Regions from separate parts of the Homo sapiens genome. Here region 1 is linked to region 2. A link is an interaction called in ENCODE POLR2A ChIA-PET data of the cell type or tissue named here. Cell type or tissue: GM12878. All regions are shown on one strand. Each heading gives the region's core, and the rest is flanking DNA. Links, peaks and the distances in the headings are about the cores only. Region 1 overlaps B4GALT6 (beta-1,4-galactosyltransferase 6). Region 2 has its middle 31 kb from the start of SLC25A52.

Region 1 (5,000 bases), core at 1-5,000, 110 kb before region 2:
ACATCTGGGTACGTGTTAAAAATTAATCAGAATCAGAATCTCCCATAAGACCTGGGAAATAAGCTTATTAAAGCATATCACCTTAAATAAACCTTAAGCACATTCATATTTGAAAACTATTTCTTGTAGTAATTCTCCACACATAACATTTGTAACAAGTAAAACAGTAGACCCTTCCTTCCAAATCAGTTTAACTTATATTAAATATATCTTCTTTTACATAGCTTTTGAATATACCACAATTCATTTGGACATAAGAGTATCTGTGTTTCATCCTTAATGAACACATAACACAACAATTTGGTGAAGCCAAAGACTTTCACTAATTCAAGTAATTAAACATAAAAACAAAGATGCAAGCAAAAAGCCATACTACACTTCTGGAGGAAAAAAAATAAAACATTAAGATTTGAAATTACTAAGTATATTTTCCTAAACATTTTGCTGTGCTTCACAGCCAAAAATATAATTACTGACATAAACATCCTTTAAGCTAACTCTCCTATTTCAACTGAGAAGGGGGTATTGCTGTATCTTAAACCAAACTCAGCTAAATTTTGCTAAAACCAAAAACAATTATGTCCACAGGCAGTCTAACCATGAAACATAGCAAATCAAACTGGCCTAATACAGGATGTAAATGCTGAAGAAAAACAGAATTGAGTGCCACCTGAAAGTTTCCAGTGGGCCCAAGATATGAGGTAAAAATATCTCATTATAACTGGAGTAAATGCTTAATTTTCCAAAGGCATGTTAAAGGCATTATGGGTATCCTCAGAAAACCTACTCTCAATCTTCACTTGAATCGATCTTCAACCTGAATCACTGTATTACTTGTATATTATTCTCTTTATTATCCTGACAAAAGGCAGAATTTGAATGAAAACATCTTTTAAATATTAAATCACCGTGTCCTTCAGGAATTAAAAAGAAAACACGAAACAGATTCAGAGGGACAAGGGGAAAGGAGAAAAGAGGAAGGGAAAGAGGTGGGGACAGCCAGCTTAGGCTGGCAAACCGCAGGCTCAGGCAGTGGTGACAAAAGCCAGCTTGGTCCAAGGCGGCCAAGAAAATGGACTAGAAAAAGAATGTTGCAAACATACAGGTCTGAGGAGCTCCCAATGGCGACCTAGGAAACCCAAGCTCTAGAAAAATCACTCCTCACACATGTCTCACCTCAGCCTCCCCTCCTACCTCCACATTTCTACTTAAGACAAACATGAAAGGCAGGCTTGAAAGGGAAAAGGAGTCACAAAAGACAGTGTGGGTGGCGGACAGGTAGAGGAGCAGGTCTGCCCTTTTGCAAGGTAAGCCAGGGTGCTGCGGAGTCTAAGCACACAGTATAAACACAGCACTGAGTAACAGTGTTTAAGGGAATCCAAGAGGTCTGTCCAGTATCCCAAACAAAGCACCCTCTCCAGGGTAATCACAGCTTTAAGAGGCGGTCATCTACCCTCACCTCACAATGTGTAAGGAAAGGAGCACTTATAAGGCCACTTATTTCACTGATTGCAGGTCAGTTAGAAGACTGGTCTTTTTTTTTCCTCTCTCTCTCTTTTCAATAAGCCTCAACTCTGCCTCATTGTAATTACCCTCACTGCTAACTTAGGCTATCCAAAAAATTTCATCGCTCGTCTATACAGTATTCCTTCAAACTGAAGAAAAGAGAGCTTGTATTTCCCCAAAATCTTCCATTGTCCAGGGCAAAAATAATTAGTTCCTTCAACTCGGGCACAGTAGAATGAGTCAGGAATCCTAAGGTGTACATTTCAGCTCTTCCAACAATGATGTGTGACACTTTCGGCAAGTGGCCATCTTCCAGAGCCTGTCCTTCCTTCTCTCATTTCACAGACAAGGCTAGCCCTACTGGCAAGGGGTCAGGGGTGTGGCAGGGAAGACATGGATCTCCAAATATGGACAACGCGGTGGGCTCTCTTTGGGATTTTGCTCTTGGGGCTGCTCTGCTCATAGCTCTGGCTCCAGAAACCAATGCTTCTATGCCCAAGTTTCCCCTGGCCTTGGGCCCTTGGACAGGGGGGCAAACGCAAGGGCTCTGAGGGTGAGAGGAAAAGCCACAGCTAGAACCATCAGAGATGAGGCCCAGAAGGACAAGTGCCCTGAGAAGCCCTGCAGGACAACCTGTGAGAAACAGGCTTTCCACAGGACGGGTTAGGAAATTAACTACTGTGTACCACACTGCCTCAAAAGGAAAATGCATTTTAGTCCCAACCAAATTACACGTAGTGTTTGGAATACCTATTACACACAGACACTACAAACCTAGGTGAGAAGTTTCTCTTCTGAAAGTAATCACAGACATGGCTATTTTTATCTTTAATAAACATTAAAGGCAGTAATGATAAGCACTGCTGCAGAAAAAAACACACCTCTGCCTCACTCTGCCACATTGTTTAACAGACTTCAAATGTATTTGTAAAAGGAAGGCTAAGGTGAAAAATAGCAGTTAGCATTGCCAGATTTCAATGAATCAAGTTTCCCTTCAATATTGCCTAATTTCCCACAAGGCCATGGGATTTGGATTAGTTTACACTGAAGAGATATAGCTGAGTCACATATGCTACTTAGGAATGGCAATCTGACTGTGGAAACAATCTCTAACTCATCTCTCATCTCTTGAGTGTGGAATGGACCCAATGACTCTTGTAACAAAGCTAGGGAGTGAGAAGGAGGGTAGCAAATCCCATCGGATACTTTCAAACTATACTTGGTCTTCCTCTGTATTCCAATTTAACCCGTGATTCCATGTTTCAGAGGAAGTCACACAGTGAGTCACTTCCAGTTGAAGGAGTGAGTTTTATTACTCAGATGTGTTGGAGGATAAATAAATACCATTCACCTACATGATGAAGACAATCAAATCTCTCTCCTGGGCAGCACGCCCTTACTTTCATCTGCCTACCTACTAATTCTTCCTGGATATCACACAGGGATCCCAACTCAATTTCTCTAAAAGCAAAATAGCCCCCCAAAGACGTGACTTTCTATACTCCCTATTAATAGCTACCTGAATGTCTAAGCTAGAATCCAAACCTCATGTTAAAGCTCTTCCTGTTTCTTCAAACCTACTATTCCCATCCATTCAACTCTGCCCTGATGAACTACCAACCTCGACAGTTCTAATCTTCTATTGGCCATTGCCCCCTATAACCCATCCTTCATGCTAGAAGGGTCACTCTAAGACAATGGACTGCATCGCTTTCAAGACTTCTGACATTTCCTGTTACTCACAGGACAAAAAAAGCATGGGACATGTGGCCAGTAAGGGAGGCCCAGAAAAAAGAGATGCCCAATACCATGGCCCTCCATGATATTCGGATACCAAATCCGAACTCCTGAAATGGGCCATGCAGATCAGAGCACTGGGTGAATAAAACTGAAAGACCTTTGAAACAAAGCAGACTATTAACAGCTCCAAAGAACACAGCCAGGCCCACTTGCCAGGGCCAGGAGGCTAAAGGGCTATGATAAGAAAGCTGCAGGGTTAACTAGCTACCTTCTGTGCTAGCCCAGGAAGAACCCCAGCCAAAATGCCAGAGGGACTCTGAGGAAAGGACCTAAGATACCTCTCCCACAACATACATGCTTGCACATAGACCCCACACTTTGACTACCCATCGCCATCAGCTCCACCATTTCCAGCAGGGCACACACCCCAGGGAGGCCCAAATAACAAAGCACTCAGCCAGATAATTCCTCCAAGGGCCCAGAGGAAGTCAGACCAAAGTGGCCCAACCAGATTTCACCTCTACCCAGAGAGCAAAACAGCCCGTCAGTGTGTCTAGGAAAGGTCAGGGCTTCTGGTGAGTCAAATGGACAGTGAAATCCCCACTCCCAGGGAAGTTATGTAATCTCCTCCCATTATATAGCCCCACTGATTACAGGCACTATCAATTTATTTTGTAATCACAGAAGCTTTGATAAAGCTGTATGAACAAAGACCAGTCTCTCTCTGCCAGGAATTTTAGAGACCTCAAGCATCTGAACACCATGGCTGGACACTGGAGCCCCAGAGACCTTTCAAAACCTGGCCCATGTGCCACTCCAAGCCCTAAGCAGTAGCTGGATGGAGCTACTCCCATTTTCTAGAAGCTTTGCTCATGCTGTTCCCTCTGACTAGGATCCCTTTGCTCAGTCCAGATAAATCTCATCCATTACATTTCAACCACTTTCTCCTCTGGAAATCCTTAACCAGCCCTCACTTCCCACCACATGCCTTCCAAGGATTTACTACAGCAGTTTTATGGGGCTCAGCCCATTGTACTATGACGGAAGAAAATGAGCCTTAGTCATCTATCTTCCATACCTCAATGTCCAGCCTCTCTTGGGTGCACAACTCCTATTGTTGAATGAACTTGTAAGTCAGCTCATCTTTGATATGACAGCAAGAAAATGACTACGTTATATTGGAAGTTATATTAATAAAGGTTTCCTATTAAATGCAATTCTGTTCTCAATCCAGCCAAGTCAAAACCTTGGAGAGAAACTGCACTCATCTTTGCAATCATGCACAAAGGTAGACACAGAATAAGAAATAATTTATGGCTCTGGCCTCTAGGGGTGGGCTACAGCAATCTGTCCATGGACTTCCTATGGTGTGGTGATGGGGCAGGTGTCTGCCATCCAGTTTCCCTGAGTACTAAGGTTTATAATGTAAAGACTATCCCTGTGTTTCCTGTATGCATTAGACACTTCAAGAAAAATGGTTCCTTGAAAATAATGAGCTTTGAGTTCTATGGAACTCACTGTAGTTGACCCAAATAGTCCAGAAATAGACTATTTCAGAGGAACATCTGAAAACACTGGAAACTAAACAGATTACGCTGCCTACAACTGTGTGATGTATCTGCTCAAGATGGCAAAGAAGAGGAACTAAAATGACAGAAGATCTACCTGGGAAGAAAGCCCATGACATACACAGGGCTCAGGACAGAAAACAAGTAGGGAAAGAGAATTAAAGTTTACCAAACAGGTTGATATGG
Region 2 (11,282 bases), core at 3,193-8,192:
ATCCCACTTTCAGGGGTGCCTGAGAGCTATCTGAATGCTAATCGTGACTCTCATGGAAACAAGAAATTCAGCCTCCTGGCAATCTCTTTACCAGAAAAATCTATCAGGTAGCTCAAAACAATAGCCATTAAATTTATGAAATAGTTAATGTAAACTTTCTCCAATAAATTTCTATGAATCTAATTTTTTCTCAATATCATAGTCAATGACTTTTGTTTGAAAAATGCAACAGAACATTTCCAAGTACCGGCCGTTTCTACCCAACCCCAGCCAGCTGCTATCTGTTCTTGGAATACTGCTCTGAAACTGAACAAGTGAAACTAGAATACATCCAAACCCTTCTCTTAATCAATTACTCCCCATGGTCCTAAGGATATTTTTAAAGAAAAGAAAGTGAAAGTTTCTAATCTCCTCCAGTCATCCCCAGAAGCCAGTGTAGTTCTGGTCCTGGGTTTTTTGAGAAGTCTAAATGTCATAAAATTTGATGACTCTCAGGAAAGACTCATAGCCAAATCTCCACCTATGTGGGTCTGCTATTGATGATTGAATTTTCCACCGTTAAAGAAAAATTACTTTGCTTAAAATATTGTCCTTTTTTAAAATGTAAAAAATTCCAAGAAAACTAAAACTAAACAAAGGTCTATATTTAATGCCTCAGTTAATAAATGATAGCTGACAGAAGATACTGATCGGATGTAAATACACAAATAATATTTTATATCCGATTAGAGCAGGGTTTCTCAATCTTATTGCCGTTGGAGCTAGATAAGTCCTTGTGCTGAAGTTGGGGATGCGCAGGAGGCTGTCCTGGGCATTGTTTTTGTGGGTTTTTTTCCTTTTTTTTCTTTTTTTGAGACGGAGTCTTGCTCTGTCGCCCAGGCTGGAGTACAGTGGCACGATCTTGGCTCACTGCAAGCTCCGTCTCTTGGGTTCACACCATTCTCCTGCCTCAGCCTCCCGAGTAGCTGGGACTTACAGGTATCCGCCACCACACCCGGCTAATTTTTTGTATTTTTAGTAGAGACCGGGTTTCACCAAGTTAGCCAGGATGGTCTCGATCTCCTGACCTCGTGATCCACCCACCCCAGCCTCCCAAAGTGCTGGGATACAGGCGTGAGCCCCCGCGCCCGGCCCGTCCTGGACATGTTACATATTTAGTAGCATCCCTGGGCTCTAAACACTAGAGACCAGAAGCAACTACTCAGTTGTGGCAACCAAAAATGTCTCCAGACCATTTTAAATGCCCCCTGGGAGCAAAACTGCCCTTGATTGAGAACCACTGGACTACAGCTTTATTATGTAATGAGGCTACTAATACATGCAGTAACACAGAGGAATCTCAAAATCACTACGATAAGTGAAAGAAGTCTTGCCTGAAAGAGTATTATTGTATGATTCCATTTATATGAAGCTCTAGAACAGCCAAAACTAAGCTATAGTGTGAAAAAAATGGAACAGTGGTTGTCTATAGGTGAGTGGACACAGCGGCCCACGGGATGAGATATGAGGGGACTTTCTGGGATGATGATAATGTTTTATAGCTCAGTAGGAATTTGGGTTACACACGTGCATGCATTTGCCAAAAATCAGCAAGCATACACTTTAAGATTTGTGCATTTTATTTTATCTAAAGGAAAAAATAACACTAAAAAAATGTTGAACTAATGACATGGATGCTGAAGTATTCAGGGGGAAATACACTGATGTCTTCAATTTACTTTGCAATATATTAAAAAAGGTGACTTGGTGGATCAACAGAAGATGTAGAGAGATATGTGATAAAGTAAAATGTTAATGGTAGAACCTTTGCATACAGTAGTATATGGTATACAATTTTTTAAAGTTGTTTAAATGTTTAAAATTTTTTCATAGTAAAACACTGAGGAAAAAAGATTATGTGGCTAGTAAGTGGTGTTCAAGTTCCTAAGTCAGCAGCTTTATAAATATTTGTGCTGATAAAGCCAGCCCTTTGCTCCCTCACTTCATCCACGTCTTCATTCGAACACCACCTTGTCAGTTATCTCTGACCCCCTTCTGTAAAATAATGCCATGATCCCCTGCCAAGTCCCCAGCTCTGTCTTCTGCATCATCTTTCTTTATAGCACTTACCATAGCCTGACACATATTTATTTCCTATTTATCTCCTTCTGCCAGAACATAAGCTCAATGTGATCAGATTCATTGTCTGTTTTACACACTGTGGACTCCCCAAGGTCTAAAACCATGTTTGATACACAGTAGAAGTTCAACCATTGTCGAATGAAAACAATGCTGAAAGGATCAAGAAAATTTTTCATGTGCAATTGCTGTGTGCAAGATGCTGGGCCAGAAAAGTAAAGCAAGATTGGGTATACTCTCTGTTCTCAAGGGATCTTCAGTCTAGTTGGGCAACATAGGACGCTGATAAATAAGATCATAACAACACACAGCAGTATATGCTAAGTACCAAAGGAAAGCTAAAGAACAAAGCACAAAAGGCCCCTTGGAAGAGAGGAGACTTAAGCTTTTTCTCAAAGGAACAGTAATGACTGCCTGGTTTCCTTGGAAATGATACTTGTCATTATAAATTAATACATTGGGATGCCACTTTTGAGGGTTGTGTGATGTATCAGTTCCCATGAATTCACTCAACTTGATGTATGCTGGCATAATAACACTGTGGGAGTTCCCAAAGCGTTATTGGGATAATGAGATGGGTAATGAGAGGAAGAATTCGAAGACCCAGAATAACTAATAGAATCAGTCTCAGAAGAAGGAATGTGATTTACAGCCCAGGTAGAGAAATTGACTTGGGGCAGGAAAAAGAGGATTTCTCCTTCTGAGCCTACAGGGGAAGAAGTTGCTTGTAAGACTAGAATTGAGTAGGCAGAAGACAAGAAGATAATGGTGTCTATGCCTTCATTTGCCCTCTGAAAGGGGAAAAGGACCTTGGTCAAAGCCTGAGTGTCCAGGAAATGGATAGAGGCAATACCACGTAGTGGTTAAGAGATTCTGCAGACAGAATCCTGGTTAATGCCAATTCTGTTACTTAGTAGCCGTGTTACAGTAGGTAGGCAGACATGAGCAGCGTGGGAGGGGTCCCCCCCACCACCCCCAACAGGAATATCAGGCGACCATCAGGAGATGATGGTCAGGCAGTTCTTAAATGTCTCTCTAAAATAATAATTGGTTGCAGCCAGCGCCAGAGAAAGGCAGTCTCCTAGTAGACAGAAAACACCTGAAACTGGTGATCAACAGCTTCCCGATAAGGTCTCAGGAACTGCGTGAGTGGGCTCGAGCATGTGCACGAAGAGGTAAAATGGCAGAGTTTAACTGGTATATGACCTTCCTCTAGGAGCACTCGACTGGTAAGGAAAGAATGCCTTTAGTGAGCATGCGCACAACTTTAGTAAACACACTGCACATGCGGCCCCTCCCACGTGCTGGCAGGCCAGTGTGCAGGCGGACAGCCCACCCCAGGGGAAGAATCAGGGGAGAAGTAACGCAACCCCAGAAGCACACTCAATGTACTAAACCCCAAGTCAAAGGTCAAACTATGTACTTGATCTCTAAAGTCACCCACTTGGCCCTCCAAGTGTACTTCCTTTTGTTCCTGCTCTAAAGCTTTTTAACAAACTTTCACTCCTGCTCTAAAACTTGCCTGGGTCTCTCAGTCTGCCTAATGCCCCTGGGTCAAATTCTTTCTTCTGAGGTGCCACGTGACTCAGATACGTTCCCTAGTGGTAACAGCTATGTGATCCTAAGCAAGTCACATAACTTATCTGTGCCTTAATTTTCTCATCTATAAAATAGGGATGTGAGATTATAATAGTATCTCCCCCACAGGGTTGTTAATTTAAATAAGTTAATACATGAGAGGTGTTTTGAATAGCGCTTGGCACATAGTATTATTTGGAGGTCTAAGGAAAGTGGGGAAGGTTCGTGAGAGCTTTGCAAGAAAGCATTAAGAGAGGAAGGTTAGGCCAGATGCGGTGGCTCACACCTGTAATCCCAGCACTTTGGGAGGCTGAGGCAGGTGGATCACCTGAGGTCAGGAGTTCAAGACCAGCCTGGCCAACATGGTGAAACCTTGTCTGTACTAAAAATACAAAAATTATCTGGGCGTGGTGGTAGGCCCCTGCAATCCCAGCTACTCAGGAGGCTGGGGCAGGAGAATCACTGGAACGTGGGAGGCAGAGGTTGCAGTGAGCCGAGATTGTGCCATTGCACTCCAGCCTGGGCAACAAGAGTGAAACCCTGTCTCAAAAAAAAAAAAAAAAAAAGAGAGAGGAAAGTAAAATGAATTTTCTCTGATGACCAAATGAGGTCATAGACTGTAGATTAATTGTTGTACTAATCTAAAGACTTAGATTTTCTCCAGAAACACTCAGCCCCCTGTTGTTGGAGAATAGAAAGTGGACTTTAAGATGTATCCAAGATTGAAGGCCTACAAAATGAGTTGTATGGAACCACAATGGATCTACGAGCTGAAAATGCTGAAGAAAGGAGTAGTTCAACTGGTCAACCTGAACACACAGGTCTAACAGAGATGGTTGTAAAGATGTGAGTTTGGGGCGTGGGGTCTTACACTCATGGAAGTCACCCAGGGTGGCAGCAGGAGTGAGGGTAGAAAGGAGGATTTGATTCTGGGGTGAGAGTCATCATGTGTTTGGGAGATTCCTGATGTTCAATCAATGGTGACAACAGGGAAAGGTGCGGGGAGGTGATGTTGTCCATAGAGAGGGGTTAAAAGACAGGGGTCATTTAGGGAAAGCAATTAGCTCTTTCAGGCCTCACGGAGTGGTATTCCTGGAGTGGGGGACAGGAGAGTGAGGGTGTTATGGACTGAATTGTGTGCCCGCCTCCCCCAACCCGTCATATGTTGAATCCCTAATCCCTAATGTGACTGTATTTGGAGATAAGGACTCCAAAGAGGTAATTAAGGTTAAATGAAGTCATTACCTCATTTTGCTCATACTGCCATTAAATGGCAGTCTTTTTAGCCTAATGTCACAACCTGCCTTAGACCCAAAGGATAGTTGCATATAAAGCCTTCCCTTTCTATTCCTCCTGATTTGGTGCCATCCTTCGTGGTGCTGTGCCTGGGTTGCTACAGGAGTATATAGAAACCGCACACCACCACTGTTCTATCCTTTCACCCCCACGACTAGTGTCCTTGTAAGAGGAGGAAGCCCCAGGGGTGCACACTCACAGACGAAAGACCATGTGAGGACACAGTGCGAAAGCAGCCACCTGCGAAGCAAGGAGAAAGGCCTCAGGAGAATCTAACTGGGCCTGAGCTTTGATCTTGGACTTGCAGCCTTCATCACTGAGAGAAAATAAGCTTCTTTGAAGCCATCCAGTCTGCAGTATTTTGTAATGGCAGCCCTAGGAGACTAACACAGAGGGCATGGCCCAGGATCTCACCTTCGTCTTTGCAGGACTAAAATCTAATTTTGTTTGTTTACATGATAGATAATCATTCCAGAACTGACTCATATTTACCAAACTCATAAAAATTTGCTGTGTAGACCAGAAGAATAATTTGATTAACATAGCAAAATAAAGCCTCCAGGAGAACTGGAGCGCACTCCGTCGATGCCAGTGCATTCTCTCCCTGTTGGCAAATATTTGGGAAGCTAAATTATTATCTGAAGGTCACTTGGTGAGCATGGTTTTAAAAGAAAGAGAAGTGGAGAGTATTGAAAGACATTGCTGTAACTCAATGCTGCCAGTGACATGGGCCTGTGACCACAAAATAGGTTTACATCCTCTTTGCTTATTCAACTTATTATGACTCTAACACCCACTGGTCCACTTCCTTCAAAGCGCCTTGCCAGTTATTTGTGGGAGTTTCTCTAGGTCTTGCCTCAAGGGAACTATGCCACAGATCCCTGTTGCTTCTTAACCCTCAACACTGACCATCTTTGTAAAATAGCCACCTGGTGGGGACAGCTGTCCCTCATGATGCCCACTCTAATGCTTCCACTCTGCCCTCAGTGTGGGGACCCTGTTGCCACTAATTCCCCGGAGGACAGTTCAGACCAGACAGTGGCTTTTATTAATTTTTAGTAAAGTAGGAAGACAGAAAATGATGTGGAAACTATCTTATAACTGCTACTGACCATAACCTCAAGAGTTCCTGGAGAGCTTGCAATAGACCTCCTCATAATAAGAGTAGGCCTGACTCCCCAGGCACCTCTAGGCATCCCCACAAATTAAGTTCAGACCCAATTGCACCCGAGGGGATGTCCTCTCCCACTCCGTCCTACCTCAGGATGACTGGCAGTAGAAACAGGTATTCCCCGCAGGGGAGGAACCCTCACACTCACCATGTGATGTGGCTTCACGGCTCAGACACTGCAATAGCAAAAGCCAACACTACCCTCAGTCTTAAAACCTCCCTTTTCTTGACACTTCCACCTTCTAAAGATGCCAAGTATATGGATGTGACTGTGAAATGTGCCCAGATAAATTTTAAGGAGATACAATATTGACTCCTGAGTGTTAAACCAATAAATTACAACATAACAGATGTGATTCACCCTGTTCAAAGGTTACTTTAGAGGTTATACTTTCTCCCAGGCCATAAACAGGAATAACACATAAGGGCAACTGATGCTTGATTGGACACAAAAGGAGACTAGCTTTATCACTGCTATGGACACATCGGAGACAGAATAGGTGAGCAGAGGATGTTGTCTATGTGACGGTAATAGATGGGTATTGGATAATGAGAAGCCATTCATCAGAGCCCAGGAAGAAGAAACCCAGAGCCTGGGAAGAAGAAACACTGAATCTGAGAAACTCAGTCACCAGAGAGTACTTTTCTGGGAAGCTGTGGTTTATGGAAAAGAAGGAATGCAGGTTGGAAAAGCAAAAAGAGAGCAGAGGACAGCTGCTTCCTAATTCCACAGGTAGCTCCCACCTGGGCTATCTCTAGTGTATGGCTCTTGAGACTTCATATTTATTTAGATTCTGCTTTACAGTTTACAAAGGGCTTCATATGTCTCTTATATGCTGAGGAAAGATAGTGGTGTTATATTGCTGAGGGAAACTGAGGCAAGATTTTAGTACTAGTAGAACTATAGAACTGATCTAGCACCCAGATCTTCAGCTTCCAATTCAAAGACATTTCCCCTCTAGGATTGCTGATCCAAACCAGAAGCTTGTCTCCGCAGCTTTGTCTGCCCTTTCTTGTCAAGCCTCCTCATGCCATTGCACTTTCCTACTTGCCTTGAACACCTTCCCTTTATATTCCTCCTGATTTGGTGCCATCCTATGCCTGGGTTGTTACAGAGAGTATATAGAAACAGCACAAGGCCATTGTTCTATCCTTTCACCCTTTGAGATGCAAGCACTATTTATCTTGGAATTTTTCATTTGGGTAATAACTAGACAAAGAATTACAGTACCTACTCCTTTCCTCCTTCAGCAAGGAGTCCTCAGGCAAGGTAACACTACTGGGGCCAGGTTCTCAGAAGAGAAGACTGTGAGAAGGAGGAGGAGGAAGAGGAGGAGGAGGAAGAGAGGAGGAGGAAGAGGAGGAAGAGAGGAGGAGGAAGTGGAGGAGGAGGAAGAGGAGGAGGAGGAAGAGGAGGAAGAGGAGGAGGAGGAGGAGGAATAACAGCCATTTATCATTCTTTGTATTGTTAGCTGGTGAAGCAAAATGGATACACTTTGTCTCTACAAACACACATTACAGCCAATGAGACATAAAAAAGGTGAAAATGGGCTACATTTTAAAAACATTATTTGCCTTGCATATTTTTATGAGTCTCCTTGACCCTGAAACTGAGGAAAAAATAACCTTCAAAGCAGAGAAGGGAGGTAGTGAAAGCAAACCAAACCAGAATACGAGATGAACATCATTGACATCAGAAACCATCTGCTGGTCTTTGTTGTTAAGAAAAACCCGTTAGCCTGGTTTAATGGGGACAGATCAGACAGCATGAGGTGGATTGTGCTGAAAGAAAACATGCAACTATCCCCCTATCCTTTGGGTATAAGGCAGGTTCTGACATTAGGCTAAAAAGACTGGCATTTAATGGCCCTGCATTTGCATAATGACCTTCCTTCTGTAGCTTGTGATATCTCAGCTAATTGCTTTAGAACACTTCTGCTACATCTGGGGTTTTTTTGTTTTTGTTTTTGTTGTTTGAGACCAGCTTTTCACTTGTTTCCCAGGCTGGAGTGCAATGGCGTGATCTCGGCTCACTGCAGCCTCCGCCTCCTGGGTTCAAGAGATTCTCCTGCCTCAGCCTCCCGGGTAGCTGGGACTACAGGTGCCCACCACCACATCCAGCTAATTTTTATTTTTTATTTTTGGGGGTTTTTTTTGTTTGTTTGTTTTTGAGATGGAGTCTCACTCTGTTGCCCAGGCTAGAGTGCAGTGGCATGATCTTGGCTCACTGCAACCTCCAGCTCCCGGATTCAAGCATTTCTCCTGCCTCGGTCTCCCAAGTAGCCAGGAGTACAGGTGCGTGCCACCACGCCTGGCTAATTTTTTGTATTTTAGTAGAGATGGGATTTCACCATGTTGGCCAGGATGGTCTCCATCTCCTGTCCTTGTGATCCACCCACCTCAGCCTCCCAAAATGCTGGGATTACAGGCGTGAGCCACCACGCCTCGTCCATCTGTTAGGTTTTACTACTTTCTAATCCATTCAAAATCCTCACTACCGGCCAAGTCCCAAGCCACTTAAAATTTTTGGAACATGAGGTTGTATGAACCAGAATTCATATGATTCACCTGGTGAGATATATGTGATGTGCTATCAGAAAGAAGGTAATGCCCAGAGAGAACACAAAGTCATAAAAAAAAAATCCTGATTTCTATGTCCTCTTATGTCACAGGGATGAGCTTTGAACAAAGCTTTGTTCCTTCCCATTGAGCTAGAGGAATCTTCCTGTGGATAGAATCTGTGATTCTATGAGTCAGGCAGTTCTCAAACTCCTCTGTGTAACCTGTAACTGAAGAATAAGGAGGTTCATAAATTTGGAAAGGAGAGCTTAATTTCTCAGCAAGACTTGCAGCCTGTATGGTGGCAATTCTGACAGGCTGGGAAGCACAGCCTTCAGTCAGAAGCCAGAAACAGACACTTTGAGGGAGGGGGAAGGGGAACAGGAATTTATGCAAGCAGGGTGGACAATTAGCCATAGATAAATATATCTTAGTTCTTCAGGTAATTCTGATATGAATACCCCCCACATTTAAAAAGCTGTAGGAGGAGTCATGAATATTTATGAGAGGAGAAACGTGCATGTGCAGCTGAGCTTCATGCCCCTTCATGGGTCCCAAAAAATGTCGGCATTGGCACGATCCGATCTTGGCCCTCTAACATCAAAAAGTAAAGTAGAGGACACAAAAACCCTCACTATGCATCCTCTGTGGACTGGCCAGAACCAATCTGTGGTAGGTGGTCTATCATTAGGAAGGAAGCCTGATTGGTTGTGGTGTCAACACTGCAAAAGGGAAGGGCAGCATCTGGCTGTTGGCTGATATCTGCAGTGGTGTCTTTCAGAAAGGCTGGTTTCTGGCCAGTCAAGGTGGCTCACACCTGTAATTTGAGCACTTGGAGAGGCTGAGCAAGAAGGATGGCTCGGGCCTAGGAGTTTGAGACTAGCCTGGGCAACATGGCAAGACCCTGTCTTGTATTTTTTAAAAACTTTAAATAAATACATAAAAATTTAAACATTTTTTAAAAATTAAAAACCAAAAAGGCTAGTTTCTGTTTAGCCATCAGGGAAGAAAGCCCTAATGACGTCAGCAAGGAAGGAGGTATAATGAGGGATGTTCAATCTCTCATCTCATCATGGCTAGGAACTCAGCTTCCAAGCTTTCTCTGGGGTCCCCTTGGGCAAGTGGGGGATCCATTCAGTTGGTGAGTGGGCCTAGAATTTTGTTTCTATTTCTGAAACCTGAGAGTGGTCCCAGACTTTTGGGAGAGAGGGTCCTGGTACCCACCATAATAAAATTCAAATTCTGAACTAATTGTGGTCTTATCCGCCTGTCCCAGGGGCAGTGTGGGCCAGGCACTCTCAGGCCCCGCTTAGGCTGAGCTCCTATTCTATGACTTCATTTTCTCAGCAGGTGAAGCGGGGGCTTGCCCCAGGAGCCAACAGAAAATCATCATGGTGAGGTGGGAAGCACGAGGACTGGAATCAGCAGATCTGAATTCTAAACTTGGTTGGCTACTGACAACCTGTATGACCTTAGACACTTAGCTCTAGGAGTCATTTAATAATAACTAAAAGTATCTATCATATATTAAGAGCCTATATGTGCCAGAGCCTATATTAAATACCTTACATATTTTAATTTATACATGTAAAATAATAAAATATATGTTAAATAATTCTCACAACAACCTAAATGAAGTCTAATATATCAATTTTTATTCTCATAGCATTTTATTTGCTAGAACAAATGAATACATTTAGCTCTATTTGGTCTATAAAATATTTGGAGAAAGCTAAAGTCTTTAAGTATTTTATTTTAGACAATAGAATATAAAAACTTAGTTGATGTCATTACTGGAAAATTATCCAAATATCAAAGATTTTCTCACATAAATCAGTGGATTACTTATTCATACAGTTAAATTCCAGTAAATACAATAAGAAGACAACATCTTCAAGGGTCAGAATAGGGTTTGATGTGTGACAAAATATAATTCAAGTTTATTTCACTAAAAAAAAAAGGTCAATTAGAAAGCTTAGTGGGACAATCAGAAGGGTAGCAAGCTCTGATCAAGGGATAGCAGAGCGTTGTCTCTAAAATGGTGTAATTTTTGTTTTCATTTTGCCAGCAAATGAATGTTGTCAGGGTTCCCTGCGATGGGGAAATTAGGTTAAATTTTGAAAATCAAACTGTTAAAATCCATCATGCTATGCAAGTCCAGACTGCTGAGAAAAATGACTAAACTACAGAAAGTTTTTTTCAGTGAATGGTTGAGAATGTGGGGTTAGAAAGGCAGTTATCCCGTTCCTCACTCATCATTAAGGGTCGTGTCAACACTCCTATAACAAAAGACAGTTAACAAGAGAAAAGCACAACAAATTTACTTAAAGTTTTACATGACATGGGAGCCTTCGGAAATGAAGACTCAAAGACCCAGAGAAAACTGTCTGTTTTTTTGCTTAGGTTTGATGAAGAATGGACAGCTGTGCGAAATGTGGTTAGACAAAAGGTGTGATCTAATGGTAATAGACTCAGGGGGACCCAGCAAGACTGATGCAGATTCTTCTTGGCCTCTCTGTGGGGCATTCCTTTCCTCTGGGTATAGGACAGGACACTTGTC

What was found. Peaks named below come from ENCODE experiments on the same cell type or tissue, not always from the same donor. Only the 100,000 strongest peaks of a DNase experiment are listed, where the experiment ranks them.
Region 1: POLR2A ChIA-PET joins it to region 2 with 5 read pairs; 2 of 35 experiments call an interaction of 5 or more read pairs at or near these places.

Annotation. Positions count from the first base shown.
Region 1 is chr18:31,676,791-31,681,790 of GRCh38, forward strand. All of the region lies in intron 1 of B4GALT6 (beta-1,4-galactosyltransferase 6), which reads right to left. Among named protein-coding and RNA genes, the nearest start is that of B4GALT6, 5.3 kb to the right of the region's middle. RefSeq lists an enhancer at 4,482-4,691. In GM12878, for the core only: a CTCF peak has its summit at 4,597; no DNase peak of the experiment used is centred there; H3K4me3 peaks cover 4,535 bases; H3K27ac peaks cover 3,404 bases.
Region 2 is chr18:31,786,185-31,797,466 of GRCh38, forward strand. No RefSeq gene overlaps it. Among named protein-coding and RNA genes, the nearest start is that of SLC25A52, 31 kb to the left of the region's middle. RefSeq lists an enhancer at 6,387-6,446. In GM12878, for the core only: no CTCF peak of the experiment used is centred there; DNase peaks (open chromatin) are centred at 5,767 and 6,217; H3K27ac peaks cover 1,008 bases.